Regions from separate parts of the Homo sapiens genome. Here region 1 is linked to region 2. A link is a loop called in an ENCODE intact Hi-C map of the cell type or tissue named here. Cell type or tissue: heart right ventricle. All regions are shown on one strand. Region 1 overlaps PTPRM (protein tyrosine phosphatase receptor type M). Region 2 overlaps PTPRM (protein tyrosine phosphatase receptor type M).

Evidence for each region. Hi-C counts contacts between places; a loop is a spot of excess contacts. Peaks named below come from ENCODE experiments on the same cell type or tissue, not always from the same donor. Only the 100,000 strongest peaks of a DNase experiment are listed, where the experiment ranks them.
Region 1: it touches region 2 in a loop (2.5-fold over the local background); 1 of 110 quality-filtered maps calls a loop at or near these places.

What each region holds. Positions count from the first base shown.
Region 1 is chr18:7,856,560-7,859,059 of GRCh38, reverse strand. The region is part of intron 2 of PTPRM (protein tyrosine phosphatase receptor type M); the gene reads right to left. Among named protein-coding and RNA genes, the nearest start is that of PTPRM, 290 kb to the right of the region's middle. In heart right ventricle, no CTCF peak of the experiment used is centred here; no DNase peak of the experiment used is centred here; H3K27ac peaks cover 771 bases.
Region 2 is chr18:7,771,557-7,774,056 of GRCh38, reverse strand. The region is part of intron 1 of PTPRM (protein tyrosine phosphatase receptor type M); the gene reads right to left. Among named protein-coding and RNA genes, the nearest start is that of PTPRM, 210 kb to the right of the region's middle. In heart right ventricle, no CTCF peak of the experiment used is centred here; no DNase peak of the experiment used is centred here; H3K27ac peaks cover 880 bases.

The DNA.
Region 1 (2,500 bases), 85 kb before region 2:
ATTTGGATTTCATATTTCCTGCACTTTGGGGCAAAACCCCAGAATGCACTGACTGCCTCAGGAACTCTGTTCTAAAATTCAAGGATGCACTATTTTTTAGACACTCATATAATTACAGTAACAAGTAAATCAAATCATGAATTGTTCTCTTTATTGAAGACTAGCTAATCGTCCACTGGGATATCAGCTCTGGGAGGACTTGTTTATAGATATCCTTGGTATCAACATACTAACTGGCACTTAATAGGTGCTCCGTAAATAAAGGCACATTATTTAGTAGATGGAACAAGGATATAGCCTACAAGGATAGTGTGAGTCTCCATTATGATAGCTCTAGCTCTTATTATTTCAAGACTTCTCTCCAAAACATTTCCACGCACTGCGTTAAGTATTCTACATATATTAACACTTGTATTAAAATATATTAAATTATATTGGTAATTCTCATCACAACAATAAAACTAGAAGTTTCCCTCTGAACTTACTTATTTTTTGTTTTCTAAAAGACAGGGTCTCACTCGCCCAGGGTAGAGTGCAGTGGCACAATCACAGCTCATTGTAATGTCAACTCCTGGGCGCAAGCGATCAATCTTCCCACCTCAGCCTCCAGAATAGCTAGGACTGAAGGCAAGCCATGATGCCTGGCTTATTTAATTTTTTTTTTAATAAGAGACGGAGTCTTGCCATGTTGCCCAGGCTGGTCTTGAACTCCCAGCCTCAAGTGATCCTCCCACCTCGGCCTCCCAAAGTGCTGGAATTACAGGCATGAGCCACCTTACCCAGCCCAGAACTTACTTTTTAATAAACAAAAACATAACTTTGCAGTTTCTCAGTGCCACATTTCAAGGAAGCATTGGTGAAGTAATCTTGTACTCTTTCAAAATGTGAACTTCCTTGTACGTCACCTTTATTTATCCTATTCAATAAGAAAAATAAAATCTGCATAAAGATTTAAATCCTTAATAAGATCTATGATGAACCTAAGCTTAATGGGCTTTGATTTAATTGCTGGAAATACTTAGGGCCAAGCAAGAGCCTTATAACCCAAGAAATTAGAAAGATTCAAATGAAAGATCTGCCCTCTCTCTCTTCTAATAGCACTTAAGAAGAAAGCCATTAAAGTAAGCTCTTTCTCTACTTTGCTTTACTTTTTCAGGGTTCCATCATTTGCTTCTTTATCTTTGTCAGCAGCTCTAAGAAATGAACATTATGATGTAATCTTAGCTTGATTTCCACCCACACCTCAAATTTCTGTATTCAAGGGCTTTGTTCTAGTCCTCTACTGATGTCGAAAAAGTTGGCTGTACAAACAGCCACAAACAAGCCAAATAACACACTTATTACTGGAAAGGTAATGGCTGAAAGAAACTGACTGAGTCCCTGGATGCAGGATGGATGAATGGCCCTGAGGAGTGAGGATACCTGTACCATGCTCCATTTGCAGGAAGGGCAAATGGAGAAGACAGAACTGTCCTGTCACAGGCCCATGAGCCACAGAAATCTCAAAGTGAAATGTAAACACAGGTGTATTCTCATACGTCTTTCAGCAAATCATCATGCATTTGTTGCAATAATATTTCTTCTATAATTTTCAGCCTTTGCATGAAGATTTCTTTCATGCAGAATCCCTGAAGCCAGCATCCCAGCTGTATCGAAAGGTTACCTGTTAGCACTTTATTAGACTACAGGGCAATCAGCCTGCAGGCTACATATTTTAAAACAAGTTTTAAAATTTTAATCTGTTACTCTATTTCAAGGTTTAACAATCTAGTTTCCAAGTTGCTTATCAGATAAAGCTCAACATCCTCAGCATGCCACACAGGACCCTTCGAACTGAGCTCAGCCTACCTACTGAATGTGACCATCTGTCAACCTGCCCGTCATGTGCCCCTCTGCACCACTTCTCAGCTCAGAGACCATCTACTGATTTCCCACAGCAGAGAAAAGCCAGAAACTCATTCTGCAGGATTCAAGAAGTGTTTCCCAGAAGAGATGGCATGTGAGATTGAGCAATGATAGGGAAATAAAAGGAGAGGGAGCAGGAAAGCATTCTGAAGCCACAGGTCCTCTGAAAACTAGTTTCAGGAGCGAGGGCAAGAGACATCAGCCAGGAGATAATGCTCCCATTTTGCTCTTATCTGTGAGTCATTTATAAGTCAGATGTTTTTGAGGTGAGTACCGCCTCTGCATCAGCACAGGGAATACTGATACTGCCTCTTATTGTCTGCATATACACCATCTGTCTACAGCTTAGATATGGAGATAACAGTAGTGTCATTCAAAGCAGGCACACTCTTGATGACTTTTTTTTTTTTTGAGACAGGGTCTTGCTCTGTTGCCCAGGCTGGAGTGCAGTGGCATGATCATGGCTCACCACAGCCTAGACCTCCTGGGCTCAAGTGATACTCTTGCCTCAGCCTCCAGAGTAGGTGGGACCATAGACATGTGCCACCACATCCAGGTAGTTTTCTTTTTTTTTTTTCTGCAAAGACAGGGTCTC
Region 2 (2,500 bases):
AGTTTGATGCCAAACTAAATCTGATTAGGTCTTTCCACTCAGGAGCTGTGCATCCAACACTTAGTGATCCCTTGCTGAGTGCTGCTGAGTATTAACCATGCCTCACCCACATCACTGTATTACGCAGCTCTCCAAAAGCAATCTAATGTTGGTAGAAGCCAGCTGAAGGTAAGATCTGGCCGGGCATGGTGGCTCATGCCTGTAATACCAGCACTTTGGGAGGCTGAGGCGGCCAGATCGCCTGAGGTCAGGAGTTCGAGGCCAGCCTGGCCAACATGGTGAAACCCTATCTCTACAAAAATACAAAAATTAGCTGGGCATGATGGCAGGCACCTGTAATCCCAGCTACTCAGGAGGCTGAGAGAATCGCTTGAACCCAAGAGGCGGAGGTTGCAGTGAGCCGAGATCATGCCATTGCACTCCAGCCTGGGCGACAGGGCGAAAATCTGTCTCAAAAAACAAACAAACAAAAAAAAAAAAAAAAAACAAAGAAAAGAAAAAAAAGAAAGTAAGACCTAAGCAAATTTAAAATTCATAGTTTCCAGATGTATAGGAATTTGAAAAATTGCTCTTGCATTAAAAATTTTAAGAGAACTGACTTAAATGTTCAACATGTTTTCAATAAAGAAGAAACATTTATAATTTGTCCAAAAAATGAAAAAAGAAATGCTTTCACCTCAATCCTGGCACAATAATAGAGGACAAAATGCAGTACAAACCATGGTACAGCTTGCAAAATATTTTCCAAAGAATTATTCTAAATCTAACAAAGAAACAGGTTTTACTTTAATACTTTGGAGATATGAGGTCTCAAAATCAAAAGAGATGATAAATTCACTTACAGTCCACACAAGTTTTAAAGGGAAAAATAAATTCGAGACTAAGCATGTGGTAAACATCTGCTGAATTCTGGTACTAGAAATGAAACTACTTAAAAAAAAAACAAAGAATAATAGAAAATGCAAAATATACATAGTAATTCAGCTGTTTCAGCATCAATAGCATTCAGCACGTTGATGATTTTGTCCCATCTCATATCCTCTTGAATGCCTCCTGTTACTTTTTATAGTATAAGATCTTTTCTCCATGTTTCACATGGGGAAAGTGATTAATTAAATTGATCTTATTAATTATTATGAAAATTCTACTATCCATATAATGCTATTAATCATATTAATTCAAAAAATTATAATTGTTTGCCACTGATGACAATTAAGTGTTCTCATTCAAGAAAACATGAATTTAAGAATATTTTTACATTATGTCCACAATGTGTGTCCTGTTGGCAAGAAGATAAGTAAAACAGCCATTGTCCAACCTCAGAGCAAAAACAGATGTTAGAGGTCACCTGGTCCAACTTCTATCCAAATGCTTAGGTCAACTGTACAACTTCCCAGCCAGCCAGCCAGCCTCTGAATAGATGAGGCACTCAGAATTTTGTAAAGCATCCTGACTATGTAGAACATCCCCCCTTAAAAAGGGCCAAACTCTGCTTCTTGAAATGTATACCCATTTATCTTTGCTCTAGCCTGTGAAAAAATAGAAAAAAAAGAAGGAAGGAAGGAAGGAAGGAAGGAAGGAAGGAAGGAAGGAAGGAAGGAAGGAAGGAAGGGGAAGGGGAAGGGGAAGGGAGAAAGAAAGAAAAGAAAGAAAGAAAGAAAGAAAGAAAGAAAGAAAGAAAGAAAGAAAGAAAGAAAGAAAGAAAGAGAAAGAAAGAAAGAAAAGAAAGAACGAAGGGAGGAAGGAAGGAAGAGAGGAAGGAAGGAGAGAAAGAAAAGAAAAGAAAAGAAAAGAAAAGAAAAGAAAAGAAAAAAGATCTTAGCTTTTGCACAGGAAAGCTGATTATTTGAAAAGAGCTGTCATGTTCTAAGTCTTCACTTCTCCAGGCAACAGGCAAAGTATGCTTTGCTCCCTGTAATTCCTGCTACTAAAAGGTTTACAGGCCCTTCAACCATCCTGGCAGCTGTTTAGAATTCAACGGGCTACTGCCCTTAACCACATTCTCTTCTCAACAGTGCAGACAGGGTGCTGGTCCATTCTCAGCTTCTGCGAGCCTGAAATCCCATACGGCTTTTGTACACCACTGCCACTGAGTCATCTCTCCACTTTGTAAGAAAGTAGATGGTTTTCTGAATTAAATCCAGGACTCTCCATTTATCCTTCCTAAATCCCATCTCATGCTTTTGTGCATCACTCCATTCTACAACTCTGACATTGTCATTCAATTGTGGTAATAGCCATCTTACCTAGTTTTGTGTTGTCTGCAAATCTGATGAGCATGCTTTCTACATCTGCCTCCAAGGCTCTGATAAACAATGTTAAACAGGATAGCATCAAGGAGCCTCAGACTGTCTGTCCCAGCTTTCTAGATTTGTCTTAGTTGTTAGCTCCAGATCTGATGGTGAAATTAGTGTCCCTGGACACTGTCTTCTCTAACACTTTTAACAATTACTTGTTTCAACTAAACACTCCATTGAGAACAAAACAACTCAAAAGATAC